Linked DNA regions of Homo sapiens: region 2 is linked to region 1. Evidence: chromatin loops called from intact Hi-C (ENCODE). Cell type or tissue: endothelial cell of umbilical vein. All regions are shown on one strand. Each heading gives the region's core, and the rest is flanking DNA. Links, peaks and the distances in the headings are about the cores only.

Region 1 (16,018 bases), core at 3,704-11,703:
GGATAATCATCCATTTCATAACCAATCTTTCATCAGGTTGTCATGAGGATTAAATGAGATAATATATACACAGCAGTCACGCAAAGCTTGGCATTGGTACTGGGAGTGGTAAGCACACTCCATGAGTGATAGCTGTCACAAAGGTAAAGTTCTTCTGTGGTGAAAAGGTAGAAATAGAAAGCAACTTTTACAGAAAATCACAATTTATAAGCAGATTTTAAAGGTCTGGAATAAGAGAATAAACAGAAACCACTACTTCAGAAAAAAATGAACAAACACTAGATGTATCCCAAGATGTTGGGCAGGTCTGTAGTGATTTCTAGGGCTGGCAAAATAGCAACTACAAAGTATATCCTCAGACCACCCAATCTAAGTGCTATTTGGTAATGGGAATTATGAAGAATCCTACCAGGCATTCTTCCCTTCGGTGTTTACTGACAGAGCAAAGGTCTACCCTCAGTGTCTTCTGTTGTAAGGCTGTTTGGGAAATGGCGACTCTGAACACATCATTGAATAAAATGGATTCTGTGGGCGGATGAACTTTTGTGCGAAACAGACAGCTGACATCAGTTGAGGAAGGAAGAACGGCAACCCTAAAATATCTGCAAAGAACAAGAATAAAATGGATTTCATAGGTACTTTAATTATACCAGATTCACAGCTATCATTTGAAATTATCTGCAAAGAGAGAAAATGAGGGATCGTGGAGTTCAAGATCAATCTAAAGTGTTGCTGCCATCACGGGTCCGTGCTCAGCTGCATAGATGCTCTGTCCTTAACCCACCCGAGCTGACTACGCCCCTGAGCATGCAATGGCCCAGCCTCCACTCACCACGAGACTGCAGCAAAGGCACATGATAGGAAAGTGAAGAGGAAGAAAATCCGTAGGGCAGACGAATTTAACGTCCCACCTGCCCCATGGACAGCCAATTCCAAAATAAGTTATTTCTGAGCCTGGGAAGGTGGGAACACACTAAGTAGATACTGGTGACTTTATCTCACAGAATCCTCATCCTGAGTATTAAACAAGAGATGCTGATGATCACCTCCCAGGAATGGAATACATTATCCTACTAGAGAAAAAGAAAGGCTCAGTAGCATATTGTTAAGAAAATTTAAAACAGATGAAACAACGGTTCAAAAATATCACTGTCTAGCATCTCCAAATTCTGAGATACGACAAACTGTTTTAAGAGTCCCGTGCTTTGTAAAATTCAGAGGAAGAGTTATAGAAAAACAATAACTTCTAATACTACCTTAAAGTGACTCTTCTGAGCACACATTGTATGAGGACCCACAATTCTTAGAAAGAGCGTGAGGTAACTTCCTTTAAATCCCAGGAAGAGAATACCGCTAAGTCTATCCCCTCCACCCCCATTTCCAGGCTTGTCTAATCTAGATTCTAAAACATGCCTTTCTCCGTTAGAAAAACTGTAATTCAAATGCAGAACTGAGGAATGTCATATTATTTTGTATTTCATATCAATATTAATTATGGAGATTCAGCAATGAAAACCTAGTGGGCCTGAAGCCCACTGCTGTTGATTAAAGAGCCTTACTAAGACACAGCTCACTGTCCCTGGGAGGCCGAAGATTCAGCAGAAGAAAATCTTTTCTGCTTGTCACAATTAATAATCAAAAAATAACTTTTGAGGTTGGGAAAAAAAAGAACAATTTTAAGAATATTTCATACTAGCTGTCATGTTTAGCAGTGTCATTATTTAGGCCAAGGCTTTTACATGTGGGTTTAAGGAAAGATTGCTATATATGTCAGGAAGGTTCGCACCAACTCAACAAGTGCCTGCACATTAGCTGGGGAGCCGAAGAGCAAATGTCTGCTCATTGGTTGGGCTGAGTATTTCACTGGTCCTACACTACGCAGGTATCACCATGCCTCCAGAAGGGACTTGGTGACATCCTATGAGGTAAGTGAGAATGACTGTGATTGGTTTAGTTGAAGTAGAGCATATTGCAGGTGCACCCTTACAGTGAGTTTAAAGAAGGTGTGTGTTCTTGGGGTGTTCTGTAGTTTTCTCCTGAAGTTGTGCATTAGTTCTCACTGTTTATTGTTTCAGTCTCTGGTAGACTTGTCTTCTCCATGATTTGCTTTACTAAAAGGCCACCAATGGCATGCTCCAACATCACAGCTTATCTACTGGTAGGGAGAAGTCACAGTTTATATCAAGCCAGTCTTCCTGGACACCGCTGACTGGTGTTTTTCATCTCGCATTTGGGAAGCAGGCTCTCTGCGTTGATCTAGGCACTTCTATGTGATGCCTGCTCTCCTCACTGGTCTCACTAATGATGTGGACAGTCCACACTTTGATTCAGGAAGTTCTCTAAGCTCACCCTCCTCCTGGAATCCTATCCTACCTCCAGCTTTGATGCTTGTCAACACATTAAAATCTACTATCTTGGCTGGGCTCGGTGGCTCACGCCTGTAATCCCAGCACTTTGGGAGACCAAGGTGGGAGAGCCCAGGGAGTTCAAGACCAGCCTGGGCAACCCAGTGAGACCCCATCTCTTAAAAAAAAAAAAAGAAAGCCACTATCTCTATTCTTCTATTGTCAACTACATAATTTCTATCTAGTTCTTTTTCTCTTAGATCCAGTTTCTTCTTTCTGATGATTATTGGAATGTTAGGAGGTGAACTTACAAGCAACTCTGTAGGAAAAACATGCAGAACTCTTTAATTTATTCTATTAAAAGTCTTATCACTAAGGAATATACTCTATCATTAAGGAAAACATTCACCTGGCTGGGTATAGAGTCTTGGGGATCACCCCTCAACAGCTCTTTTTAAATTTCCAAAGCCTTGCACTGCATATTCAAAATATTATTAAGATCCACTTCTTACAGGAAGTTTCAATGCAGAGTGGACATGCATATTCCGGATTCTACGTCATAGTGCTAAGTCGAAGTCTGGATTCTTCCTGGTACTTTCCAGCCATGAGCCCTTCAGAGTCACTGAAACTCTGATGTCAGAAAATGTGAATGGTGGTGTCTAAGACTTCCAGACTTATTTGTCATGAGATCTTTAGGCTTATCTGTCAGGAAGCAAAAAGTCTCTAAGCAATGGACTGTGTAGCATTATGTCATCACTTTGTTGGGATTCTTGGTTTGATGAAGTGAAATAACTTTAAGAACTCACTGGTCACAGGGAAGTAAATGCTTGATGATAAAAACATACTCTTACATGTAGCATGATAAAATGTTTGACTGGCAATGTTGTACAGATACATAAAATTTAATCACTACATTTTAATGTAAAAGATTAGAAAATTCCTTAAACAACAGTAGTAACAATTACACAAAAACAAAAATTTTACCCATATTTCAATCAAATTCCAACACAGCATAAAACAGTGCTTCTGGTTACAAAAAAGAGATTAAATGTCTTGGCTTCTACTCTTAGAAAGAATCAGTTGAGTAAGAATTAAAACTCAATATGTCTTCCTCACATTTCCCTTCTCATCTTTATCTGCCATTCATTTAGACATGATCAGCCCTGCTATGTCTTTTCCGTATCTTCATTTTGATGAACTGTATGATTACAGTGTAAAATTCTCTTACATGGAAATGTTTAAGTTCCTCAATTTGATCTTCGCTGATTTTACTTACACTTTTGAAGTATGAGGTATCAAGAAGGCATGAAGGTTTCGGAGCTGTGCTATAATCACCATGAAACTTGAACTTTTTGCATTGTATCTGTCAAAAGAGAGGCTAAATGAAGTCAGGAATCACCACAGGCCACTTGCCCTGCACAGATGTCAGAACTGCTCCTTTCCCACGTACATTCCTTACCTGAGTCCTATCTGAACCTGGGCGGTCTCTACAATGGCTACATCCTCTTCACTGTATGTGACATCTTCCATTTCACTAGGTCTATATGGACAGGGAGTAGATGAACAGTTAATTAATGGGGTTATCGATTGTTATGGTTAACAGTTTGCCACTTAGTGATTCTGAATGAAAATCCAAATTAACAGCACTCCTATGCCCTCCCAGTGGAACTGATCCCAGCGAAAGCTTACTGTTTCAGAGGCTCTTTTCAAGAAGAGCCCGCCTCTGGGCTTTAGGGCAAAGCCTCTCTGATGACTACTTTCCTTATTACTAGAAATATACCACACCCTTGAGACATTTCAGACTTTCAGAAATACACGTGAGAAGCTTCATGTGCCAAACAGGGTCTGGTGAATTCTTCCAATATTCCCACTAAATTCAAGGTTTTTAAATTCTAAAGAGGGTCAATTGCCTCTGGGTACACCAATCTGTTTATCGATAATTTCCATGGCTAAGTCATTTTTGATATACTGAACTTTTCAGGCACACCACTTCTTTAACGGCTAAAGTCCTTACTAAGCCAAAGAGCGGACTAATGGTAGCAGTCCATTTACAGCATATAACCCACATCCACGGCGATGGAGATTCGCTGGAGCTAAAAGCGCCCCTGCTGAATCCTTACTGTTTCACGAAAGCTTCATAGACCCCACTGTCTCCAGCCACAGACTCATCAGACACAGCAGCCGACACACAAGTGGTTTTCTCCCCAAGCAAGTGGATCACTCTTCTTTTTGGTAATGATTTTTCCACATCTATGGAGGGGAGGGTGAGAGCACTAATCAGAATGTCTTATTTGGAAAAGTTAAGTATTAAATACATACATAGTTTGGTCATGAGCAATCCAAAATAAGATTTCCTTCTGGGAGTCAAGGATGTTAATATTCAAATCTACAGCTGTAAACAACTCAAGGCACTATGACTTATAAGATTCCTGGGACGCCAGTTTTTTCAGTCATTACTTGGAAGAGAATATGGTTTTTCTTTGTCCTGAAATATTTTAAGGGAAGGGATGAATTACACAAATTCTCATTGGTCCTTAGTCTCTTTCTTTCAAGCATTCACTGCAGTGTTCATATATTCAGGAATAGGAAATGATCTATCTCCCTCAAGTGACATTTCTATCACAGAGAGAGCTTCTAGCTACTCAATGGATAAGTTTCCACCTCTTTTGGTCTCCCCTTCTCTCCACATGCCATATCCTACATCTCCTGTGCTACTATTCTAACAGAAATAAAGAAAAAATGTCTTTGACTCACAGGAACTCCTCACCAGCCAATACCATTAAAAAACTTTTTGTGCTACTGAATCTTTAGTACCAATGACCACTTAACTTTTATCTCGAACTCATATTCATACACCAGCATCCTGCAGTGAGCAAGGAACATTCATTTAAGGCTGTGCTCTGTACTGTAATGAGCTGCAAGCCTGTGGTGCTCTTTCATCCTCCAGTGAGTGAGAGTGAGCGCAGGGATCTGTATTGGTATGCATTTTGGCCCCCTTCTGAGCCGTGACTTTACATCTTGTGAAGATGTTTAAGTTTTAAGGCTTCAGATTACAGGATTGATTGCTGCATTTTCCACTTTATTTCTGGCAGTGGGAATGCTTTTTCCTTGATGATGAAGTGCCTTCTCTCCGCCCACCCCCCTTTGTGAAGGGTGAAGGTGATGACATGATTTATTGATTACCCCCAGGAATAACCACAGCAGCCTGAAATTGACTTTGACAATGACAGTGACTGACTGCGGAAGGCCTTTGCAGTTATTCCAACGTGGTTGGTGTCATCCAGCAGGGACTGGCACTGGACAGCAAAGTTTACGTAAAAGGGACTTGACTTTACCTGCCTAAGCCTCTAGAGCACTGAGGGAGATGACAAACGTCCCTGATAGGGAGCCACCACCCCACATGCAGGGCAGACGTCCCCTGAAAAAAAGTGCTGGTGACTTGAAGATAATTCATCTTTCCTTTTTTTGAGACAAGGTCTCACTCCTGTCACCTAGGCTGGAGTGCAGTGGTGCAATCTCAGCTCGTCGCAGCCTTGACATCCTCCTGCCTCAGCCTCCTGGGACTACAGATGTCTACCACCATGCCCAGCTAATTTGTGAGAATTAGCCTTTATGGTTAAATATACGCTTTCACTTGTTTTCAGACATGCAACTGAATATTATCTGCAATCAAAGCTCTTGGATGTATTTTCTCTTAGGGTAACTTTTTAACAGCAGTTTTCTAATATATGCATTTAAAAAGTTAAAAACTGTTTCACAAAGGTTCAGAGATACTGTCTCCATCCACAAACTTTTCAGACACAGCAAGACCCAAGTGTCAGGAGCAAGGCATGGGCCAACCAGACACACTTGCAAGACAGGACTCCCAGACCTCAGGGTTACTGGGTGGGTGACAGACTTTAGGCAACTTTTTCCCTCATCACTCTCTCCCCTCTTCTCCAGCATCCAGCCTCACTTACTGCCCCTCCAAATTGGCTGAATGTTAGAAGTGGTCACTAGATACCACTCCAAATACAGGAAGAGCAAAACTACCTTGAAAGGTCAAAAGATGTAAGTTCAAAGCACAGGAAGGAACGCTGGCACAGAACATTCCATTTTCTTCTCTTTCTTCTTCTCATAGCTTTCCATGGTTTACAGTAAGAACTGTGTTTAGCCAGAGTTTATTACTTATCATCATCACTGTCACAGAGTACTAATAATTACCATGAACTGTGTGCTGAGTGCCAGACACGGTTAAGTGCTTCACATGTTATCACTGCATTAAATCCTTCAGCCTGACACAAGGATTACTGTAGCAACCCCATTTTGCAGATAAGGAATCATAATCCTGAGAGATTGGGTAGTGTGCTTACCCAAACACGTTGGTGACTAAAATGTGAGTGGAGGCTTGGCTGGTTCCAGGAGTGGTATGCACCCCCTAACACACACACACACACGCACGCACGCACGCACACACACCGTACTCCTTCCCAGAAGCAGTGGTGAAGGCCCCACGCGGCTTTCTGTTTTGTTGGGGCCATTATGTACACACACCATTCCCCTGGTTATTTTCTTTGTGGTTATTTCCATAACCTGCTACTTGTAGCTTTGACATCTCCCCAGGAGAGGGCGCACAAACCACACAAATGTCTCATGGGCCCTCCCACAGGCCCAGGCCACTGACAGGGCACAGCACTTGGCTCTTCAGTATTTGAAACCGTAGAAACAAGGTGGATTTGTCAATGTCTTTACATATCTGAATTGGCCAATCAATTACTCAGAATTCTTAGGACCATACATACAAATAAAAATGCTTCTGGGAACAGGAAGAGAGCACTTCTAAAGAGCCCTGCCCTGTTTTGTGTGGTCAGTAAAACATGTAGCTGTGAACAGGACAGCTGTAGATGAGCACTGGGGCTTTTATTTCACATTTTGTCTCAAGCTAGCTCTGGAACAGATCATCCTCCTCAGACCAACAGTGATCATCTGCCAACAAGGGAAACATCTTGTGCTCTTTACAATCATATCTAACATATTCAAAGTTCCTGCTTTGCAAAGGAAAACAAACAAACAAACAAAAAAATGATATTTTTCCTGTTTCTGTCTTTTTGAATACAAATGCAGGCCTAAGAACTACAATCTCTAGTAATCCCTTCCCGGGGCTGCAACTGTTAACCTGGCCAGAAGGTGGCAGGGTAATACCATACACTGCAACCTGCTGTTTTAAATTAACTTTTCGCCAGAAAAGGAGTCTGGCTTGAAACAAAAACTGTATTTATATAGAATTCCCTGAACAATCTAAACACTGAACCTTGGTACTAATTAGCTACTATGTTAATTGCCTTGGTTTTAATCTGTTTTAGGCCAACTTTTAAAAGAAAATCCTCTTCTTTGCCTTGCTATTTCAGAACTGGAATCTACTTGGAAATATGTTCACAACATATGTTCCCAGTCAGCTACCACACACAGAGTGTCTCTGGACAACTGAGCAGGTACTAAATGATTAAGTCTACTAAATAGGGAAGGTAATTTTTATTTGATAATGAAAAATATCTAGGTATATAAATAAAAGCTCCTTCTTAAATGAAGCCAAAACGATTACTCAAAAGAAAGAGAAGGGGAATCATACCCTTTGTTTATATGGAAAAATAATGCTCCAATCATTCTCCTTAAAATCACTAACAGGGAATACATGAAAGCAAAGGGCTGCATTTACCTGCAGTTCCTTCATATAATGGCTCCCTAGCACATTCATTAAGGTCTTTATCCTCTGAAAGAGACTGGGAGGCTCCTCCTGAATCAGAATCCAGCAAAATCTGATTTTCGATGAGGCTGATATCTGCAAAATGGCTACTCAACTCACAGTCTTCAAAGTCAGCAGTGAACTGATGGAGAGAGGCATCATGAGAAGAAGACATGGGAAACGTGCCTTCCAAAACCAAGGGAGAGCCTGGAGGAGACAAGGAGGAAAGGGAGGACCTCGAGGACAGGGAGGCCACAGACTTCGGGGCCTCAGCCAGTGGAGGAGTGTGGCCTGTTGCTGCAGCTGCCACTCCACAGAGTCCACTCTGGCCAGGCTGGCTAGGGGACTTGACCACCTCGTTTTCATGGATGGTGGTGATGGGTCCAGAAGGAATGTAACCGCTTTTCTCTTGCAGAAGGAAGTCCAGTTTATACTGATAATCCACATCTATCTGATCACTTTGACTGCTGTAATAGAGTTCGGTGGAACTGAGGGAGTTGAGTGACCCTCTGCTGGAGGTGTTCAGAGAGCCCCGACTCGATGCCAGGGAACCCAGGCTGCTCCCAGATGACATGGACAGGGTGCTGGCAGAGAGGCTGAAAGACAAAAAGCACACACCATAAAATCTGTTACAAAATGGAAAACCTAATCACAATCTCTACTGGCTCCTTCAGATCTGCAGAGGGAAGAAACCTGCTAAAGAATGGAATCAATGGCCAGGGACAGAGGAACTCCCTATATTACGGCCGTGTGTCAGTTAACGACCTGGTCTAGTTCTGAGAAATGCATGGTTAGGTGATTTCATCACTGTGCAAACATCACAGAGTGTACTTACACAAACCTAGACGGTACAGCCTACTGCACACCCAAGCTATGTGGTATAGCCTATTGCTCCCAGGCTACGAACCTGCACAGCAGTTGCTGTTCTGAATACTGTAGGCAATTATAACACAATGGTAGTATTTGTGTATCTAAACATAGCTAAACTAGAAAAAGCACAGTAAAAATACAGTATTACAATCTTACGGGACCACCATCATATATGCAGTCTGCCCTTGACCAAAAAGTCATCATGTGGCACCTAACTGTATACCATGTCTATGCTTCTTCGTTAACCTTTTCAGCCTTGCTCTCCAAATACTCTTTAAGTAGCAAATCTATTCTTATTAAACATTATCCTCCTTTTGCAAAAATAAAAGGAATCAAATACCTGTTGATAAGTTTATTTGCATAGACATCTAGAAGCCACTTTGCCATTAAAAAATATTGAAAGCAAGAAAAAACAGGGCAAAAGCGTTAATGTAGTTTTTTATTAAAAAAAAAGCTTTTTATTTTTAGAGAAAAGAAGGCAAGCTTATAAAAAGAAAGAAGTCACACAAAAGACCCTTGGGTTCGCTCACGTTTCCTCTTTGTGTGTGAATGTGAGGAGTGAGTATTTTTCTCATCAATGTAAGGAAATCTATGGCTATTTTAAGGCAAAGCTCCTCCACTTTCCCTTTTTAAAAAATGGGGCAATGGGAAAAATGCGTTATTATCCTAAATGTACTGACAGCTAAAACATATCTTCTTTCTATAACATATTTCAAATGTATTCCAAATATGACACTGGGTTCATGCAAAAGAAAATGTGACTTTAAATCTGATCACTCAAACAGTAACTGTGCTACTATAATGATTTTATTTAAAGTAGTTGGAAATAAAGTGAAAAGTAATCAAAGATGAACAAGAACATGCTATTCGGAGAAAAGCTTTCCCCTCAAAAATCTGATAAGCTCACCTTTTAAGTTGTGAATGCAAATAAGTAGTTAATTTAGTAGTTTCTTCAAGTTTCTGTAGCAGCTCTTTTCTTCTCTCTTCCAATCTCAATCTAGGAAGAAAAAAAATTATTTTCAAATGATTATAACAAAATATGAAAACTAAAAGGAAAGAAAGATTCTCATTGTACAAACATTACAGATCACAAGGGAAAAATGTGAATGGGCTCCACAGACAGAAAACAGGACACCGGCAAGAAGTGTGGGGGGCAGAGCTGCACGAGCCAAGCTGAAGGATGGGGAGGGAGCGTTATGCCCCATCACCATGTCACTGAGAATTTAAAATTGCTGGTAGCCTAGAATCTTTTTAAATGGGTAAGTAATATGGTCCTTTGAGTTGGGGAAGAAGAGTGAGGAGGAAAATAACCAAGGAAACAAAAAACTAACCAAAGACTAGAATCCTGACACAGATCTGTGACCTGGGAACCCTTTCCTAAAACATTTCACAGCAACAGTAAAGGTCACCCTAAATACCGAATTTAGTAACGCTTGTTCCAACATAGTATTTAGTGATAACATTCCCAACCCTGATTTGATAAGAATTAGCAATTAAGAAACAATTTTAGTCCACAATACCATTGTGGGCTAATTTGGGCTCAACTGTTTAGGGAAGAGGATGACCTAAAAGTGATTCCCCTTCCGAGCTACAGCACATCTCATCATCCGCGTCGGACTATCATAAAATTTCATCCACATTCAACTGCAAAAGTTTTTCTTTTTTTTAAGAGTACAGCATTATAGAACTGTATACTTGAATAGTAAGTCATTTTAAAATATACCAAGTACCCAGGGGTTTATGCAACTAAGAGTCTGTGCAAGTATAGTCTATGTCGTGTGAAGGTCTTTAGACATCATGAAATAAAGTAGTTCAGAGCAGTAAGCAGCAGAATGGAATTCAGAAAAAGGGCACCTGGGTTTCTAATCTTGATTTGCAGCTTACTAGCTGCATATCCTTGGTAAGTCGCTGAATCAAGGGTCTTACTTTTCTCATCTGTAAAATGGTGACTATAATTCCCCTGTGTCTCCCTGGTAAGGCTGTTAAAGGGATCAATGGAGTAATGTATGAGAAAGTGCTTGACAGAGAAGAAAAACAAATCTGACTTGTTCAAAGCCTCAGCATGCCCTGAAAAGTGGTGATATAAAAACTAGCCACTTTTCTTTGGAGAAAAATAAAATTTCCTTAATTTCTAATCTCTTTGAAATGTTATATATGTTTTTGGCAGTAAGGAAACATGCCCATATTTTATTTATAGGTATCTATCCCTTTGATGTGTCAACAACACTATTCCATTATATGTTAAACTAAAAAAAGTAATTCTTGCCATTTTCTTTAATACTTCAAAAGCGCGATAAATTCTTAATTCATGGCTTTCAAAGGTGTATTTTTAAAAGCAGCGGTCATTTTAAAAATCTTTCAAATATAAATAAAAACTCAACGAGGAAAAAAGTAATATGAAGTAGACTAACTGAATTAAAAGTGCACAAAGGTCTGAAGAAAGCCCCAAACTCTACTAAAATCCATGTCTTCTGAAACAAGAGAAACACTTCGGAAGGAAGTTTTAAAACTCAATATTGCTTTTATTAAAATGAAGCCTTTTTCTAATGCTTTCAGGAGGCACCAGGATGACGTCAGAATGTGACCCTGAGCCACACTTTCAGTGCTGTCCCTTCTCCATCACTAGGGAGCGTCCTCAGCCTTCTCCAGGTGATGCTCGGCAGCTGCTCTTCCAGCCCTTTAATGTCTGCTTTGAACCACAGATGCCTGTCTTTGTGTTCTTGTTCACGTTTCCCACTTAGCTCCTACAATCCCAGAATGCAGACATCAGCCCTTTCTCCCTGCAGCACAGGGTGCCCTGGCCAGTCCCTCCGTTCTTGCTGGTGTTGAGATGAAACCTTCCCTGGGAGAAGCATGAGGAAGGCACTGGGGAGAGGCACAGAAACCCTCCTAGTGGGCCGCAGTTTGTCTCTGATGTTATCACCAAAGCCTCTCCTAGCGAAAGCCTGAAGTCTTCCTCAGAATCCACGTGTATTTCATGTGAAATGCTCTCCCCAACTTCCCCATAACCAGGGGTTAGAAGAAATTGCAGACATCAGCCCTCTCAAAAGGGTGCACACCTGTCTCTCTAGGTTCTTCTCCAACTCCTGCCTGTTGGTCTGCTGGATGAGAAAGGGTTTCCTCTACTTGGCCCTTAAAAGATTCCTCCCCCTGGCCCATCTGCTCCACATCCCCTTTCAAGCTGCCCTTTGTGAAGTGTGGGCCTTCACACCTGCCTGACTCTGCCCTCAGTGCCCTGCAGGAGAGAAGCACAGCCTGGTTTCTCCTGAACTCAGAATTCTGCACCTAGGGAAAATTTCATGTCATCTATAGAAGCAGGAAGTCCCTTTTCCACTCAAAACTAAGTGACACTCATGCCCCCACCTATTTGCTTTAAAAAATTTTTCAGAAGCAGTGGCAAAAACATTCAAATAATTAAGAAACAATTAAGACGTCTTGGCAATTACAAGGCAAACCCCCAACACTTGTGATAAAACAAGGAGCAATGTTAAGATCTTACCAGCTATAGGAAAGCACAGAGTTTAAGGAATTTCAATAACTGCATGGGAAGAATACGAAAGATGCATAGAAACACCTTCCCTGCATGGTTTTTTTCATTTGCGAGCAATTTCTCTTTAGGCCTGGCAATGCTTCACCATGAGCACCTCTTTCCCACCACCAGGTGGCGAGCACAGTCGCTGCCATCAGGCCCAGTGGGCGACACTGCAGCCCTGTGGGGGCAGGAACAGAGCCGGGGGGGGGGGGGGGGGGGCTGTAGGATCACACTCAGAGACTGAAAATTCATGTGCATCTAGCTCCTTCAGACACCAACGTTCAGCAATGACTCGGAATCTTGCCAGAGGTCACCCCTGAAATAATGGGAACCCCAAATATAAGTGGAAAACAGGAATATGTTGGGGAATACGGCAGGTAGCTTTGACAGTCATGTAGGTACCAAGAAGAAAAGGAAGGATTTGGGGTTGGTGGCACACAATCTGTTCTATGATGAAACTGAGTTTCACACAGCAAATCCTACTTCCCAAAAGAAGCTCCAGCCAGCCCTGCTTTGACACTGAGGAGACACTGCTGGCAAGGGCGTTCTCTTCCCTCTTAAACTCCCGGCGTCAGTGCAACAGCAGCAATGAGCAGAGCAGAAACCCACACACACAGGAGGAAGACACGAAAGGGTGAAGCCATAAGAAAAAATGCCAGAGCATGGGGGAATAGAAAGCAAAACCATAATAGCAACAGCAAAACCCAAAGCCAGACGAGGTTGTATCTACTTGGGAAAGAAAGGATTCAGTGTTCCCAATGGCAGCAGGTTCTGCTCTTCTGGACATGTGAACTACTGAGTCACTTTGAGCATCCCAGGATAGGAGTTAGAAAGCTTTAAGCTGATCAAGCAAGAATGTCTGAGTCCTTCAACCTTTGATGGCAATGTAAGTATGAGGATTTGCCTTTGGCCATAGACACTGATAAGGAAACTAGTATCCACTTATTTGGAATACTAAATGACCTGGCTCTTCCAGGTAACTCAGAAAGTCAACATACTACATATATAAAATACATGTTTCCCTTCCTGCTAACATCCAATCATGGGAGACAGGGCCATGGAGGTATCATATCCACACCACTTACTCCCCAGATGACACAAACCCAGTGGCTGGATCTCACTAAATAAATAATTTTTAAAATAAATATCTTATAGCTCCTCTTCCTAATGAGTTCAAGCCTACTGTCTCTGGTGAGGTTTGGGCTGTTCGTTAAAAAAAAAAAAAAGGAAAAAAAGCCTCCTATTTCACTGGAATTTTGAGTTACTATGTGTGTGCAAACAAAAGTATAAAGTTTAGGTACTTAGGAAAAAGTCAAAGTTTAGGTTCTCAGGAACAAATTGCTATCTTTAATGTTATATCATGAGTCATTTTTTGGAAGCTCTACTCCTAATAAAAAAGGCAAGCAAGACGCCACCTCAATAAAAACTAAGACAAACAAATATGTCTTCTTTCTCTGCCAGAACAAATCTGTTTGTAAGTCCTTCCTAGATTCACCTACTACAAAGTAGAACAGCTGAGATGGACGTGGCACATTAGACACGTATGATTATATAAAATTTTATAATATGTAAATGCTATGTAGTAGTATGAAACATCATTGCTGTTTTATACATGGGCCACATAAAAGCTACCCATTTCATCATAGCTACTGATGACTATCCGTAGCTAGAAACTTTAGGTATACAAATTTAGACACATCAGGGTAATTCAGAAAAACAACAGCAACAACAACAACAAAAACAAATTAATTCTCCCTTGCCTTCTTACTCTTTTTGTTCCTTTTGGTCTTTGTCAGATGGGGCCTTGCTTTGCCAGCCTGGCTGACACTTCCCTCAGGCTGACCGTTTGGTCAGCAAAATTAGACAGAAAAGCCAGAACAAGAAGGGAAGAAAAGAAGGGGAAATGGAGGCAAAGATGAGAATTATTAAGAGGGCAGAAGATTATAGTTCAGAGGCTTTTCCTTTTGATACGTTTTCATGTTCCCTACAGCTATGACACTGAGGCTGCGTGTTACCTTGATCAACATTTTAACCCACAGAAGTCAACTCTCCTAAAACGGTTAACGTTGGGGTGGGTGAGTCCCCATGCTAACACCTACCTGGGAATGTCAGAGACGTCTTCCTCTCTCCCTCCCCCTGCTTTTCAAATGTTTTGATATTATGTAGCCATGCAACCCTAACATTTATTGAGGACAAGGAATTAGAAGGCAAGACGCCACAATTTTTTTTTTTGAAGCAACTGGATTATGGCTGGGTGTTTTAAACTTACTTCCAGGTCACTTGAAATTATATCAATGTGAATTTCTTTCCCATCACCCTGAAACAGGCACTGCTGTTTACTGGCTGGCCTAAAGGATGTACATGCGGTCGTTCTCAACGGCTCTCTGGTCTGTCCTGAAACAGGTATCCAACCCATTCTGCCATCAAGGCCTGGACCCAGGCTCTTATGCAGATGCGTTCATGTCAAACTGACACACAGAGGTCCCTTCACTTAACATTCCAGCTGATCTGTTTTGCAGAACTGGATTTTTTTAGATGGAATAATCAACTCACACCTTCCCAGAGAAAGATGGGAAAATTGCCTAGAGTATTTTCCTTTACAGTTTCACCTGTTTCACGGGAGGGATGCAACTGACAAACAAAATGCAAGTGAGTACGTTGTGACCTGTTAGGGTATCACAGGGAGGAAGCTGTCTTTTCCTCGTGAAATGACTAGCAATAAACTTTTGCATTCCTGTGAGTAATAAAACCCAGAATAGGAAGCTTCAGTTGCTCTAACAGTCTAGATAATTTTTCTTATCGGAGTGCAATAGTTTATAGCTATTGTTATCAGACTTCATCAATGATGTACATTCCTGGTTTTATGTCAGCATTCCTTAGTTATTCAACATCTGTCACAGGTTTTGCACGTTCCTAAAACACAGAACTTATCCTGTCGGGCATTAGGATGGTGCACTTTATTGTTCTACAGAAAGTCCATTTGTGCTGTTTCTCAGTCCACTAAGAACAGATGCAATTGAGATTTCCAAACCCAGGGAAAATAGTATCCAGTTAAGACACCCCCACAAGAGTTAAGCTGCCCTATTTCCAGAAGGAAAACAAACCTCTCGGCCAGAGCTCTGCTTGGTGTTCCCCTCACAGACAGCAACTCTTCTTCCAGCCGCTGCCTTTCAGCTTCTAGGCGTTCTAATTCATCTTGGGTACGTTTCTGTGGGGTGACGAACTGAAGCTCTTTCAAAAGTTCTTCTTTTTCATTAATCAGCATCAGTTTTTCCTTCTCAATATCCAGTGCCCCAGGCCAGGCCTCACTGTCCAATTTTGACAGTTCAATTTTTAAGTTGGCCATACTAAAAAAAAAAAGATAGAAGAGGTATGCACATACTTAAAACTCCTGAGAAAGGTAAACACAGCCTAAGCCAAATTTGGTGTTGACATGCTGTCCAGATTTTCCTAACTTGACCTTACCAGAAAGAGGTGTGGTCTACTGGTGAGAGGCCGGAGTGGGAGCAGCAGCCTTGCACACCAGTCTCTGGGCCTGTCTCTGCACTC
Region 2 (16,018 bases), core at 3,733-11,732, 100 kb before region 1:
ACTTCTGGCCTCAAGCAATTCCCCCACCTTGGCCTCCCAAAGTGTTAGGATTATGGGTGTGAGCCACCATCCCAAACAAGGGTCTCTTTACCTCTGGTTTTCAGCATTTGATTATGTGATTCCTTGGCATGGAAAATATTTATTGTGGTTGAGGTTCTTGGATTTCCTCGAATCTGGAAGTTCATACTTTTACCAATTTTCAGCCATCTTTCTTCAAATTGTATTTGACCCATTCTGGAATCTTAACTACATGTATGTTTGACCTTTTGATAGAGTCCCATATGTTTCTGAGGCTCTCTCTCTTTTAAATCCATTTTCTGCCTTTTCTTTACATTAATTAATTTCTATTAATCTATTTCTGCTGATCACTGACCTGTTCCTTTGTCATCTATATTCTGCTTTAAGCCCATCCAATGGATTTTTTGTTTGTTTCAGATATTACACTTTTCTTTTCTTTGGTTTCAAGTCTTACACTTCTCTGCTGTTTAATATATTATATATTTTCTTTTGTTTTACATATTATGTTTCCTAAAAAAATAATTTCAGCTTGGTTCCTACAATGATTAATTTTATGTATCAACTTCCCTGGACCACAGTGTCCAAATGTTTGGTCATACATTATTGCAGGTGTTTCTGTAAGGATATGTTTGGATGAGATTTACATTTAAATCAGTGGATTTTGAATAAAGCATATTTTTCTCTGTACCAGTGGAAGACCTGAACAGAACAAAAAGCTGACCTCACCTGGCAGGAGGAAATTTTCCAGCAGAGCTCAAGCCTTCTTTCCCCTCAGGCCATATAGCCTGTAAATCTTTACATTTGCTTAATTTCTGCCTTTCTCTATGAGCTCATTTTGCTTCTAGATGGGTCCCGGGTTCTTTCTTTTTGTGATCCCCTTGTCAGCCCTTCTGTACTTGTAGACCTGAGGCAATCAACGCCCATCCTTCCGTGGAGCATGCCCAGCGTGGGGAAGTGTAGCTGTGGAGGAGGGCCCCACCCCTCCCGGACGTCACCTGCAGTACTGGGAGGAGAGTGAGGCCAGGGATATGGCTACAGTACCAACACCCGCACTCCACCCCATCCCAAACACCTGCACGACCAGCGCCTGCAAGCACGGAAGAGCCAGCATTTACCCCCAGCCGCATAACTTTCAGAATCCCCCGAAGTGCTTTCTGATATGGGTGGTGGCTTCCCTTTCATCATTAGTGACAGAAGGGAAACCATCAGAAATATTGTATTAATAAAGATATCTTTCTGAGCCTAGTACTGAAAACATCCATCACAAAGAAAATTAGAACAAAAAATTGCAATGCGCTATAAAACATTGCTCTTTTTGGGTCTGTGAGCTCATTTTTCTTTTGAATGGATTCTGTTTCATTTTTCTCATCATATTGGAGTCATTGCTAACTGAAGAGCCGCTAAAAACTTACATATTCCCACTCCACCCTTTCCCTCATTTTCTCTGGCTATATTTTTCTTTCTGATTCTTCTCCATGGGATTTTTAGCTGCCTCTCTTCAGCGGCCTCAACACCATCGGTTTTCCTCCACCTGGTCTTTTATCACATCTCTCTTATTTCTGAAATGTTCACTGCTCAAATGTCTCACACTTCTTAGAGTCTCCGAAAACATTGATAGCCAATAGCTCTTCCCTGCCTCGCTCCCTCTCACCTTTGCTGGATGGAGCTTGGAACAGCTTTCTTGTTTGGAGCTGAAGATAGAATTGAGAGCTCCTGATGCCTGATTTGTTTTCTTTCTACTCGACCAATCCATTTACCTGGACAATTTTACATTTCAGTTCTCAAAAGCTAAGGATGGCCAGAACTTTTTAAATTTTTAAAATCAATTATTTATTTTGAGACTGGGTCTTGCTCTGTTGCCAGGCTGGAATGCAGTGGTGTGATCTCAGCTCACTGCAGCCTTGACCTCCTGGGCTCAAGCAATCCTCCCACCTTAGCCTCCTGAGTAGCTGGGACTACAGGTGGGCACCACTGGGCCCAGCTAATTTTTGTATTTTTTGTAGAGGTGGAGTTTCACTATGTTGCCCATGCTGGTCTTGAACTCCTGAGCTCAATCCATCTCCCTGCTTTGGCCTCCTGAAGTAGAGGAATTACAGGTGTGAGCCACCATGCCCGGCCTAGAACTTTTAAAGTAGAAGACTTCTTTGTCAGAGATAGCCTTTTCTTTTTCTCTAAGAGACATTCACCAGGAAATACCATTTTTTTAATTTATAATTTTTGTGGGTACATAATAGGTGTACATATTTATGGGGTACATGAGACACTAATTTTTTAAGGACATGTGAGCAACAGTTTAGTAGGGAAGACAATCCCGCCTCTTTTCATGGGTTTCACGTGCCTGCTTTCTCCTTCACTTCTGCCAATTAGAGGGGGAGCTTCCATCCCTCTTTGATTACGAGAAAATGCCAATTAACAAAAAGGATCAATCCTTTCTAAATCCCCCAAAATAGTGAAAAAGTGTGCAACTTTATTCTACTCCAAACACCTTTTCACAGTTTCATGGGTTAATGGATCTTCTTATTGAATTATCGAGCCAAAGCTTTAAACAAAAACATCAAAGCATCCTTTACCTTATTCTTCCCTAGCCTCAAGACAGGCCAGCCTCACAGCCCACCTCCTCGTCAGAACCCTAACACCACCTGACTTGCTCCCAGTGCACACTCATCAAAACTCACCCAGCTGCAGTGGCCTCTCAGTGCTCTTCCGCCTGACACACCAAGCAGGCTTCCCCGTGCGGTGATGTCTCGCCCTCAACTGGATGCTGTCAGTTTTTCTACAGTTCACTCACTCCAGTTCTTTCATCGTATTTTGATGCTCTGCTGAGAGAATCCAAAGTTGGGCAGACGCTTTGGTTTACAAGCCTTAGTTTACAAAATCAAAAGTGTAAGTGTTTTCTAAATCCTCAGCAATCTCTCATAATATCTGAAAAGCACGTTATTTTACTTCTGATACATTTTGGTGGTTGCACGGGTTAATGGATTCTCTTATTGAACCGCAGGTTGAGTATCCCTTGTCTGAAAGGCTTGGGGGTGGGGAAGAAGTGTTTTGGTTTTTGGATTTTTTTGTATTTTGGATATTTGCATATACATAATGAGATATCCTGGGGATGGGACCCAAGTCTAAACACAGAATTTGTTTCTGTTTCATATGTACCTTATAGACATAGCCCGAAGGTAATTTAATACAATAGTTTTAGTAATTTTATGCATGAAACAAAGTTTTGACTGTGGTGGTTTTTTTTGTTTTCTGTTTTTTTTTTTTTTGAGACAGAGTCTCGCTCTGTCATCCAGGCTGGAGTGCAGTGGCGTGATCTTGGCTCACTGTAACCTCCGCCTCCTGGGTTAAAGCAATTCTCCTGCCTCAGCCTCCCAAGTAGCTGGGGTTACAGGCATGTGCCACCATGCCTGGCTAATTTTTGTATTTTTAGTAGAGATGGGGTTATCGCCCTGTTGGCCAGGCTGGTCTTGAACTCCTGACCTCAGGTGATCTGCCCACCTCGGCCTCCCAAAGTGCTGGGATTACAGGCGTGAGCCACCGTGCCTGGTCAGTTTTGACTGTGTTTTAACTGCAACCTGTCAGTCTCACTTGAGGTTAGTTGTGGAATTTTCTACTTGCGGCATCGTATCGGTGCTCAAATAGCATTGAAACTTGCAAAAATAGCAGAAGCTCCTCTTGACAGGTGTCAACGTGGGAGTTTAGCAGCTGTCCGGTGAAGTGGAGCTGTGTAGATGACCAACCTGGAAAATTCAACTCTCAATTCTGTTTCTCCTTAGTTGTACCCCAGGCTGGCTGATGTCGAGTAAAGCAGGTTGGGGATCGAAGTGACCTGGATTACTGTGATTGTGAGATGTAACTTTTGAAGTGTGAGTGTACTTAATGCTGTCTAGTATCTGTGTTTCTTCCTGGAAGGTTGAGAATCTAATTTTGGTCATTGCGTAATGTTCTTATTTATTCACACTATAAATTTTAGGATGCTTTGCCTTGACACCTAATTATCTTTAAAAGGTAGTTATTTCCAACATTTCTCTTTTCTTTATTCTGTTTTGGGGCTCCTGATAAGTAGGTATTACTCTCTGAATGCTTATGAGTGCCTTGGAAGCTGTACCTGTAATAAGACAGTGGTTTTATAGGCCTTACTTTATTTCTTTAAAACATAATTTCTTGGCTGGGCACAGTGGCTCATGCCTGTAATCCCAGCACTTTGGGAGGCTGAGGCCAGTGGATCATCTGAGGTCAGGAGTTTGAGACCAGCCTGGCCAACATGGTGAAACCCGGTATCTACTGAAAATACAAAAATTAGCCGGGCGTGATGGTGGGCACCTGTAATCCCAGCTACTTGGGAGGTTGAGGAAGGAGAATTGCTTGAACCCAGGAGAAGGAGGTTGCAGTGAGCCACGATCATGTCACTGCACTCCAGCCTGGGCGACAAGAGCAAAACTCCATCTCAAACAAACAAACACCAAAAACAAAACCAGAATTTCTTACGCTACAGCTTCCTTAGGCAGAGTGTCAGCCTTGGCAAATCTGATGCCACCACAGTGCTAACAGTTCCTTTTTTTTTTTTTTTTTTTTTTTTCCTGAGACGGAGTCTCGCTGCCCAGGCTGGAGTGCAGTGGTGTGATCTCGGCTCACTGCGAGCTCCGCCTCCCAGGTTCATGCCATTCTCCTGCCTCAGCCTCCCAAGTAGCTGGGACTACAGGCGCCTGCCACCACTCCTGGCTAATTTTTTTGTGTTTTTAGTAGAGACGGGGTTTCACCATGTTAGCCAGGATGGTCTCGATCTCCTGACCTTGTGATCCGCCTGCCTCGGCCTCCCAAGCTAACAGCTACCTTTGAGGTTGTCCTTTGTTCTGGTTATTTATCTCTGTGCAAACCCTCACCCCGAAACCTAGTGGCTTAAAACAGCAGTATATGTTTATCTCTCAGGTTCAGTGGCCTGCCTGGGTGCAGGTGATTCTCCTTGGGGTCTCTTGTGCAGCTGCCATCAGATATTGGCTGGGGCTGGGGTCACCTGACGGCTTGCCCGGGCTAATTAAGGAGGGGTCATGAATGGGTAGGAGCGACAGAGTCCACGGTGCGGGGAGTTGTTAAATAAGACCCCAGGGCCACTGAATTGCTTCCCCACCCAGGTCAGTGAGTATTTTAGATCAGACAAGCACTTCTGAATTGTCTAAAAGTATCCTCCAGACCTAACAGAAACCAATTCACTGAATAAATTGCCCGAACCAACTCACAGAACCAGCAGATGTTTCGGGTTTCCTCTGTGGGAGCACTGCTCACCGCCCTGCTTCTGGGAGATGCGGCCTTTGAGAGATGGGAGCCTGTGGCCTCCAGGTTCGCCTAGCTAGCTCACCCAGCTACCTTCCCCCGGGCCTTACCCTCCAAGCTGGGTATAAAGGCGGGACTGACCTGGGGTGAGGCAGGAATCACCAGGCCTGGGCCTCGCCTCCCCTCCCCTCCCGTCCTCTCCCTCTCCTCATCGCGCACACTTTCCCTGCAAATGCCTGCCATTCTGATTCAGCCTTTGGCATTCAGTGTGGAAGACTCGATGCTAGAAGGCTGTCTGCAACCCCTAGCTGTGTTAAGGGCTGTGGCATCCTGAATTTCTCCCGTCCCACTGCAGTGATGACACTGTCATTAATACTGTCTATTCACGTCTCAGTGTTACCAACATGACCTCAAACACCAAGCCAGGGCCTGTATCTGTCTTGTTCACAGTTGTATCCACAGTGCTTAAAACAATTTCTAGCATACATTTCGGACCCAGTAAAAACGTGTTGGGTGAATGATGTCACCCTCTAAACCCTGTAAGTGTGCATCATTTCTCCTCTTTTCAGATGGGAGCTTGAGGTTCTGGAAGGCGCACTTGCTCGAGGCTGTGCAGCTGGGAAGTCCTAGCTGTATACCAGGTCCTCTGACTTCTTGCTTCATGCTGGGGCATTACTTCCTTGTGCTTAGGGAGGCAATTCCAACTGCTGGCCCTCACAAATCAATTAGCAAGCCTTTTTTTTTCTTTTTTTTTTTGAGACAGGGTCTCACTCTGTTGCCCCGGCTGGAATGCAATGGCCCAATCACAGCTCCCTGCAGCCTCAACCTCCTGGGCTCAAGTGATCCTCCCACCTTAGCCTCCCAAGTAGGTTGAACTACAGGCACACGTCTCCACGCCTGGCTAATTTTTGTATCTTTTGTAGAGACAGGATCTTGCCACGTTGCCCAGGCTGGTCTCGAACTCCTGGGCTCGAGCAACCTACCCACCTCGGCCTCCCAAAGTGCTGGGATTACAGGCGTGAGTCACTGTGCCTGGTCTTAGCGAGCTTTTAAAGAGGACTTTGCTCTCATCTGGGGGTACTATAGGGCAGATTTCAGCTCCAAACTGCACTGGTGCTATCAGCCTCCTACATCTTGGTATCTGTTCTGACCTTTAGTGACAGACAGCAAAGACTATGGATATTTACTCTGGGTTTGATCTGAGAGAAGGTGACAGCAGAGATTGGTTTTAAACCATTTTAGGAGCTGGCTGGCTGTCGTCAGCTTGCTGGTCGTGTAACTGTATTGCTACCGTACATCTGCCTGGAGAGTTTAACATTGGGAACGTTTTTAAAGTCTAAAAATAAAAGTCCATAAACAAATCAAGCTACAATAGTTCGCACACGATTGAATCTTTTCTGAATTCCAATAATGTGTAGCCAACGCTGACAACAAGCACTGGGGTCGTGGTTTGATTTGTCCCCGCTCTGCACCCCGAGTACCTGTGCCTGGCTGTCAGCACTGCCCTTGTAAACCACCTGCCCAGGATGGGTGTATCTTTGAGTTGATTTGCTCCAGGCTCGGGATGCTGTGTGGTTCTTGCGCAGACAAAGAACCAAATCTTCCCTGTCAGAGCAAGAATGCAAACACCCCAAACCATCCGTGAAAACCTCACAAAATCACAAGGAAAATCCAATAATACAGGAACTGTGTTGAAATGAATCAAACACCTGAGACACTGTTCTTCCAGCGTGGCTCAGGATTTATCAGGTCTGCTGAGAACAGCCTCTATATTTTCTCACTGGGCCCTATCACTAAGGCCTTCCTGCATGGAAAGAGCAAAGCTCTACTATAATTAAATCAAAGAGTGATATTATTCTCCCGTGGAAGTGTAAGAATTCAGGAAGGGCTGCGGTAAGCCCTTCTGTGCTTTGGGAGGATGATTCCCACTGGCGGCAGCCCTGGGGGTCACCATCAAACTTCCTGTGCAGTATTGTTTCTTCATGGGGTCTCAGGAGGTCTGGCTCTTTCTCAGCTTGTCACTGAGCTAGAGAGGGGCTGGAAAGGGGTGGCCAGAGATAAAAATAAACAGAAAGAGGAGAAAGAGGAAGCAGGAAGAAGAGGAAGAGAAAGAGGATGGATGGTATTGTGAGAAAGATGAAAGCCCTCATCGTCCCCAGGCTTTGATTCCTCTGCTAATCCACTGTCCCCAGGGGACTACCCAACCTGAGCACGCACACAGTTCCTTTCCTTGGTGTCTCTTAGTACAAAGGAGACAAGTTGGCATTTTCAAAAGGGCATTGACAAAGAAAAGCAAAGAGGAAATAGTTACAGAAAAATGTTGGTAGCATACAAAAGTCAGATTTCCAGAGACAGAGGTCTGATCCTACCACGGGGAAATTCTCGCTCCATGGCACAGTGCAGCCTCACAGGCGCAGGGGCCGGCCTCGTGCAGCGGGTGACAGGTAGGTGACAGGGCCATCTCAGGTCAGTCCTCCATCTGTCTCCTCCTTGATTCCAAGGAAAGCCCCACCCCCTAGTGCTCTTCCCCTCAGTTCTGCTTTCCCACGTGAGGGGTCACCCTGAGGACTGATGCAATGAACTTGTTCACCTTTTCGTGGGACCTACCAACGCCCCCTCCTGGGAATGGCTTTCCAGGTCTGCAGGTCCCCTAGTATAACAGTAACTGAAATACAACAATTTATGATCTTCGTAGAACTATAAACACACGTTATATCCTCAGATACTAGGCTTCACACAGATTAGGAGCTCAAAAAATATTAGTTGTATGAATGAATGGCACTTTCTTTCTCATACTGATTTACGGGGCCACATGATGGATATGCCTGTAGCCATGGATCCATCCACCTGGTGTGGGATTTGCCAACTTTCCCAGGTTCTCCCAGAGTGGATCACTATTTAAACCCTTTGCCGCCGGGTGCAGTGGCTCAGGCGTGTAATCCCAGCCCTTTGAGAGGCCGAGGTGGGTGGATCACCTGAGGTCAGGAGTTCGAGGCCAGCCTGACCAACATGGAGAAATTTGTCTCTACTAAAAATACAAAATTAGCCGGCCGTGGTGGCGCATGACTGTAATCCCAGCTACTCAGGAGGCTGAGGCAGGAGAATCGATTGAACCTGGGAGGCGGAGGTTGCGATGAGCCGAGATTACGACGCCATTGCACTCTAGCCTGGGCAACAAGAGCGAAACTCCGTCTCAAAACAACAGCAACAACCCTTTATCCTTTTCATTCCATTTTTCCACTCACCCAAAGCCTTCCACATGAATGCACTTTGTGCAGAAAGTAAAGAACAGCTATGCATTCGTGAGAAGAGGTCCAGGGGGCAGCAGAGGCCTCTGCAAACTCTCAGTTGCAGGGGTGGGTAGTACTCAGCAGGAGCAGCACGGGAAGCAGTCCCTGCGTGGGTGGGAGGAAACGTGACGGCTGGATGCCATGGAGCATAGTGAAGTCAGGGAGGTTTAGACAAGAAAGGCTACAAGGGACCAATTTCAGCTTCTGAACAATTTGCTGCAGGTGTGACATTTAAGCATATCTTCGGGAAATTAAGCAATTAGCATTTTGAAATCATACACAAGTCTTCACTTGATTTGAAAATCATACACAAGCGAAGACTTACGTATGATTTCAGAATGTGAATTGCATTTTGAAACGCAATTAGGGTTGCTAAGTGTCTTCTTACAAATGCTCAGGACAATAGAAAAATAACCTTACCTAGTTGAATAATGAGTTGCTATTACACCGCAATGAGAATGTTGGCTTTTGGGATTGCCAGAAAGACGGGACAACGTGAGTTCGCAGGTTACCTAAAGACCTGGGGCACAGGTGCTTCCATAGTGGGTGGGGGGGGCGGGTACACATTAACACAAAGTTCCTGGAGGAACAACCAGCTAAGAAAAAGAAAAAGCATTATTATTTTTTTTTTTTTGTAGAGTCGGGGTCTCACCACCTTGCCCAGGCTGGTCTCAAACTCCTGAGCTCGAGTGATCCTCCTGCCTCAGCCTCCCGAAGCACTGGGATTACAGGCGTGAGCCAATGTGCCCCACCTGCAAGAGCCTTTTTAAAAGTGCACTGGCCAGGCACAGTGGCTCATGCCTGTAATCCCAGCGCTTTGGGAGGCTGAGGCAGGAGGATTGCTTGAGGCCAGGAGTTTGAGGCAGGCCCAGGCAACATAGCCAGGCTCCATTTCGACAAAAAATTTAAAAAATAAAAATTAGCTGACATGGTGGCACATGCTTGTAGACCCACCTACTCTGGAGGCTGAGATGGGAGGATTGCTTGAGCCCAGGAGCTGAGGTTATGGTGCATTGTGATGGAAACTCTGTCTCTAAAGAAAAAAAAGTACATTTCCTTTTAACCAAAATGCTCTGTATTTCCCCATGGAAACACTCATCACACTTTAGCGCCTTGTGTAATACCACTGGACTCAAAACCTCGAGGAGGGACCATGTCCGTCTTTGGGATCATTGTTCTGTCTCCAGTGTTCATTCCAGCTGTGCGTTAGAAGACAACACATGTGTTAAAGGGTTACTGAATGCATCCCTCTTCTAGGATGAATACATCCCAGGAAACAATTGGCTAAGTGTGCAGAAATGTCAGTCAAAGGTCATTTGACTTCATGGCTTCTAAAAAGTCTAAAAATGAGAGACTGGTTACATGAATTATGAGAATTTATAGAATAGAATACTATGCAACCATTTAAAATAAAGCTCCATATTTAATGACTTGGAAAGATATTCACAATATAGAGCTATAACACACTAAAGCCACCTATGCAACTGCACACAACTGCATTTTTAGAAAGTAAAAAAGCTGTGTAGTAGAAAATGAGGTATTTTTATTTCCTTCTCTAGGTTTCTGTATTATCTGATTTAAAAAAAAATAGACATATATTTCTTAAAAAATTCATCTTATAGTATAAAACCCAATAAAATCACTTCTATTTTGAAAAAAATATTGTAATTGTTTGTGCCATCTGGCCATTCTTCAGATATGAGGCAATTACGTGTTACACTAGTGAAAGGTGGAAAAATGGCTTCAATTAGACAAACGGGAAACTAGCACCTCATTAATTGAAGAAATTAAAAAGAAGGAACTGTGCCTACTGGAGCTCTCTTCTTTTTATCAAACAGAAAAACTGAAAAGGCATTTACTTAGTCCATGTTGTGCTGCTATAACAAATTACCTAAGACTGGATAATTATAGTAAAAACAGAAATGTATTTCTCACAGTTCTGGAGACTGGGAAGTCCAAGACAAATCTGGTGAGAGTCCAGTCTCTGCTTCCAAGATGGCGCCTTCATGCTGCCTCCTCCAGAGGGGAGGAAGGCTGTGTCCTCACAGAAGGCAGAAGGGCAAGAGAGTTGAACTTCCTCCATCAAGCCCTTTTATAAGAGCACCTAATCTCATTCATGATGGCAGAGCCCTCATGTCTCAATCACCTCCCAAATGCCATACCTGTCAATACTGTCGCATTGGGGATTGCATTTCAGCATAAGTTTTGGAGGGGACAGAACATTCAAACTATAGCAACTTTTTTTTTTTTTTACATAGTCTTGCTCTGTCTCCCAGGCTGGAGTGCAATGGTGCAATCTCAGCTTACTGCAACCCCCACCTCCCGGGCTCAAGCGTTTCTCCTGCTTTGGCCTCCTGAGTAGCTGAGATTACAGGCGCCCACCACCATGTCTGGCTAATTTTTGTATTTTTAGTAGAGATGGGGTTTCACCATGTTGGCCAGGCTGGCCTCGAACTCCTGACCTCAGGTGATCCGCCTACTTTGGGCTCCCAAAGTGCTGGGATTACAGGCGTGAGTCACTGCTCCAGGCCTATAGCAACATTTTAAAAAATAGCCAAGAAAAGAAAAGTGCATCAGGAGCTGCGTGCATCTGTTTGGACAGCCACCATGAAATACCACAGACGGGTGCCTTAAATGACAGAAATGTATCTTCTCACGGTTCTGGAGGCTGAGAATCCCAGATCAAGGCCCTGTCAGGGTTGATTTCCGGTGAGGCCTCTTTCCCTGGCTTACAGACATCTGCCTTCTCACTGTACCCTCCCACGGCCACTCCTCTGTGCTTGCAGCGAGACAGGTCTCTGGTCTCTCTTCCTTTTCTTACACAGTCACCAGCCTTACTAGATTAGAACCTCATTCTTATCACCTCATTTAACCTTAATGATAATACTTCTTAAAGGCCCACTCTCCAAGTCATGTTGGGGGTTAGGGCTTCAACATATGAATTCTGGAGGAACACAATTTAGTCTATAACGGGAGACGGAGGTGTTGATTTGGTGCCCAGTAGAGACTCAGAACAGCTAATCTGGAGATGATGACTCACAAGCACTTCTTTTCTTCTTTTTCTGATACTGACACAAAACTATGCATGATTGGGATCTGGGGTCAGCTTCCTGGATGCTCCTAACGTCCTCCAGCCCCTGGAATGTCCTTTTCCTGCCATCTTCGTGTGACTTGCTGGAGGCTCTCCAGCATGCTCTAGATACAGAAGGTTCAAGGTCTCACCAAGCCTTCTGGAGACTTACCCAGATTTGGGGGTGGGGGATACAGCCTTATGTTCCCACAATGATCTCTTGTTACAAATTCCTGCTTTTCGTGCATCTTGGTGGCCTGTGTTCCTTGGTGGCCTGAGTTCCTTGGTGGCCTGTGTTCCTCGGTGGCCTGAGTTCCTTGGTGGCCTCAATTCCTTGGTGGCCTGAGTTCCTTGGTGGCCTGTGTTCCTTGGTGGCCTGAGTTCCTTGGTGGCCTGCATTCCTTGGTGGCCTCAATTCCTCTCTCTTCATTTCCCAAGGCACTAACAGCACAAGGATTTGATGAAAGTTTAGGGCTCAAGAGGAGTCCTACGTGCTGCTCGGATTAGGCAATGACTTGCAACTAACTACCAGCTGTTCCTGCCCAGGGCCTTCTCATTCTGGCAGCGCCCCCTGCTATGTTTTCTGAGGCCTGCACTCCATTTCTAGCCCCTTCTGTTCCTCTTCTCATCTTCTAGGCCCACAGAGTCTTTTCCCTCTAGAACTGCCAGAACACCCAAGTTCTCATTACTTTACTGAACTGAGCAATTTAATTCCCTCATCTCCCACTCTCCTCTGCCTAATCCCAAGTCACCCAGACTGGACAGGGCCTTCATCTTTCCTGACCAAAAGGCCCATAAATGTTTTCTTAAGCCTATGTGCCACCTACTTTTTTTTTTTTTTTGGAGACAGGGTCTCGCTCTGTCACCCAGGTGGGAGTACAGTGGTGCAATCTTGGCTTACTGCAGCCCACACTTTCTGGACTCAGGTTATCCTCCCACCTCAGTCTCCCACGTAGCTGGGACTACAGGCACACACCACCACACCCAACTATTTTTTTTTTTTTTTTGTAGAGACCACATTTCGTCATGTTGCCCAGGCTGGTCTGGGATGCCTGAGCTCAAGCGATCTGCCTTCCTCGGCCTCCCAAAGTGCTGGGATTACAGGTGTGAGTCAACACGACTGGCCGCCTGCTACATTGAACAATGCCTTTTCCCCTAGAATGTGAAAATTCTGTAAGAATTTCCCTTTTGAAATAGTAATCTCTCCTCATTAAAGGTGCACATATATCAGACTTTGGAGGCATCTAAGTTGCTGATACTCGCAACCCTTCTGTATTTCTGTACACACATGCCTATGTCTATACATACAAAATTAGTTCTTTAAATAAATAAAAATGGGTACGTTCTTTAAGAATCTGTTCCCATTTCTGTTGTACAAGCTTTAGAGGTATGGAAGCAAAACAAGAACATATGGAAATGGTATTCTGGGGTTTAGCACAGACATTTTGTAAGAAATTTCAAAGCATCGATGTCTCAAAGCATATTTGCAAAGTGGGGACTAGAACATGGAAACCAAGAGTTTCCATTTTGGTCGCGTTGCAGCTGTGCCAGGTCTTCAGAAAGCTCAACCCGAGACCTCCAGCCCTGCCGTTCCTTGCAGATGGTCCACTGGTCCAGGCTTCTTGCTCGGCTGGGCTTTTTCTCATTACACTCTTGTGGAGAGGGCACCCCTGGGGCCAGAAGAAAGATGATGTCCTCTACAATGGCCCCAGGATGCTTATTATGATTCCTCCTCAGCTCAGAGCAAGCCATGAATAATTTAGGGCGGCATTTCAACCCCTCGTCTCCACTGGCTGTTCAACAAATCCTTTTTCTCCCTCTTTCTGCCTTTGATTGCCCTGGGAATGTTTAATAAAGCATCTGGCATTGAGTTTGTGCCTCAGCGTTCAACAAGCGCGACTGACATGACCTCAGCACATGCGTGTGCATTGACTGGAGGCAGCATAAATACCGTCTTGAATTCATGACCTGGAAGCATCATGGGCTTAGTGTGGGTACCCACGCTCTGGAGGGACATTTGTAGCAACAGCAAGAAGGCCAGATAATGGCTCCATTTAACAGCCATTCAGGACCATAAATATATTTCCTCGAATAAATCTGCTGATTACCCGCGCGCTGACTTGACAGCTCAGCCAAGTGGTTTGCCCTAAATGTTGCAAAAGGCCCTGCCACGAATCCATCCGTGTGGAGGACCCGGATAAAGAAAGACAATTGGTGGGTCCTTTTCGGAAATGATTGTACCACATGAGAAAAGAGATGGGGACAAAAAATCTCACAGGAGCAAGCATTTAATATCTGGCCAGTTGCCTCTACAAAATCATAACTACTGCTTCAGGAAAAATTGGCCACAATTCACATCCCAGACATGTGTTACGACAAATATTTTTGAGAAGACCAAAAAAACAAAAACAAAAAAATCCCCTGTGTTTTCTTTCAGATACATGATAAGGATGAGGGTGGACAATCGAATGCCGGTTTGTTACACCTTTAGGGGGTCAGGTTGTTTAAGATCCTTCAGGGTCTTCCCTTGGCTTTTGGGATAAAGTTTAAATTTCTTCCCATGGCAGAAGAGACACTTCCCGGTTCGACTGCATCCTCTTTGCCACAGAGAGTCTTTGTGATCTGTTCTAACCTTAGAGAACCACCGGCAAACGACTCGTTACCTGGAGTTTTCTCCCCTTTCCCATCCCCATCTCTCCTCACCTGGTGAAGCCTAATTTACCATTAGGAATTCAATCGATCGGTCATTCCCTCTGCAAAATCTCTGTTGAGTCCCTTCTCCTACCCCAGCCTGATTGGATGTCCGTCCACCTTGCTCCTCCAGACCCCGACGGCCAGCATGGGTTGTCTTGTGTGGTTTTCTTGCCCATCCTCCAGCTGGGAGAAGGGGCCACGTCCCTGCGCTGGATCATAGCAGGCGTTTGATGGCCATCTCTCCAACAAGAGACAGCATGCAGTGGACTCCTATGGTGTGCCAAGCCCTTCACCTGCCTTATCTCCTAGTCCTCCCAACCAGCCTTAGGGGGTGGGGACTAGTAATAGCCACAGTTTTCAGGTGAGGGAGCTAGGCATAGAAAGCTTCAGCAACCTCCCCAAGGTCAGGCATGTGGCCAGTAAGTGCTGGGGCCAGGCCTGCACCCGAGCACCTGCACTCCTGGGCTGAGTGAATAAACGCACGAGTCCAGGCATGCCAGGGAGACATCTTTCCTGTTATTTCCTGAGAGTGGAGGGTGGAGAGGAGCCCGCAGGGTTCTTGGTCACACACACCGGAGAGCAGGTGAGTCTGATGCTTGCGTTTGGTGCCGGCGGGGCAGGCCGGGGCGGGGCGGGAGAGTAGGGGGGAGAGGCTGCTCCTCCCCTTCCATGTCTTCTTGCTTCATGGACGTCTTGTCAGCTCCTTGCTGTAGGGGTAACAGTCACAGATTAGAGGAGTAGAAGTAGACTATTCATTGTCTTCAACTGTAAACAATACGCCCTACTTGTCCTTATTACTGCTACTCAAACATCAACATCTTAGAAAAAATGCCTCCTCCCTCCAGATCTTCTTCAGACTGAAACCCTATCGCAGGGGCCTCCCGCTTGCACGGGGTCTCAGCCACAAATCATCAGAGGCAGCGGCTCCACAGCTGCCCCCTTCCGGGCTCTGACGACCCATCCCTTAGAGCCAGGTGGGGAGGGAGGGAGAGGTGATCAAGAGGAATGGCGGGAACCAACCCCGGAGGGGACTGAGCTGGCGGTCAGGCTCCAGCAGAACTTGCCTTTGGTTGTCCAGAGAGAGCATGGCTGCTGGACGCCCAGGCAGGCTGCAAACCGTGCCCGTTAGACGTGTCTAGTGCTGCAGCGTGGAACGGGGCTTGGGGCTGAGTGCGCCCTACGTTTGCCTGTGGAAGATGAGCAGGAAGGGAGAAGGGAAGGCAGGGAGAAAGGAGGGAGGGAGGAAGGAAAGAAGGGAGAGAGAGGGGGAGGAAAGAAGGGAGGGAGGCAGAAAGGAGAAGGGAAGGAAGAAAGAAAAAGGGAGGGAAGAAAGAAAGGAGGGAGGGAAGGAAGGAAGAAGGGAAGGAAGAAAGAAGGAAAGGGACGATGTTGGAGGAAACCCAGACTCGGAGGATAGGCAGACTGAAGTTTTGAAGAGGTGTGGCTTAGGCCTGAGGGAAGAAGAGCCACCGGCCATGGCTAACTCAAGGTGGGCTCACATCTGAGGGTAGGCGTCATGTTTAGAATGGTGAGTTTCATTTTCAACTTTTTTTTCAACATCTCCTCTTTCCCATAGTTTGATTTTGTAAGGCCTTAGATGCATGTTAATTTTCCTGTCTGCAGGGCTTGGATTTGATGGACGGACTAGTTGCCCCACTGGGATCCTGAACGGCCCTCT

Evidence for each region. A loop is a pair of places that touch in the nucleus more often than their neighbours do. Peaks named below come from ENCODE experiments on the same cell type or tissue, not always from the same donor. Only the 100,000 strongest peaks of a DNase experiment are listed, where the experiment ranks them.
Region 2: a loop joins it to region 1, with 9 times the contacts of the local background. A loop is called at or near these places in 2 of 110 quality-filtered maps.

The regions. Positions count from the first base shown.
Region 1 is chr4:183,253,555-183,269,572 of GRCh38, reverse strand. It overlaps WWC2 (WW and C2 domain containing 2), which reads right to left. Exons shown (of 23, transcript NM_024949.6): 9 at 15,574-15,816; 10 at 9,845-9,934; 11 at 8,041-8,663; 12 at 4,466-4,595; 13 at 3,805-3,885; 14 at 3,622-3,708; 15 at 410-602. Among named protein-coding and RNA genes, the nearest start is that of WWC2-AS1, 21 kb to the right of the region's middle. RefSeq lists a silencer at 12,616-12,675. In endothelial cell of umbilical vein, for the core only: CTCF peaks have their summits at 6,932 (motif pointing right) and 7,520 (motif pointing right); DNase peaks (open chromatin) are centred at 6,972 and 7,502; H3K27ac peaks cover 334 bases.
Region 2 is chr4:183,355,985-183,372,002 of GRCh38, reverse strand. No RefSeq gene overlaps it. Among named protein-coding and RNA genes, the nearest start is that of CLDN24, 42 kb to the right of the region's middle. RefSeq lists an enhancer at 13,378-13,878. In endothelial cell of umbilical vein, for the core only: no CTCF peak of the experiment used is centred there; a DNase peak (open chromatin) is centred at 8,642.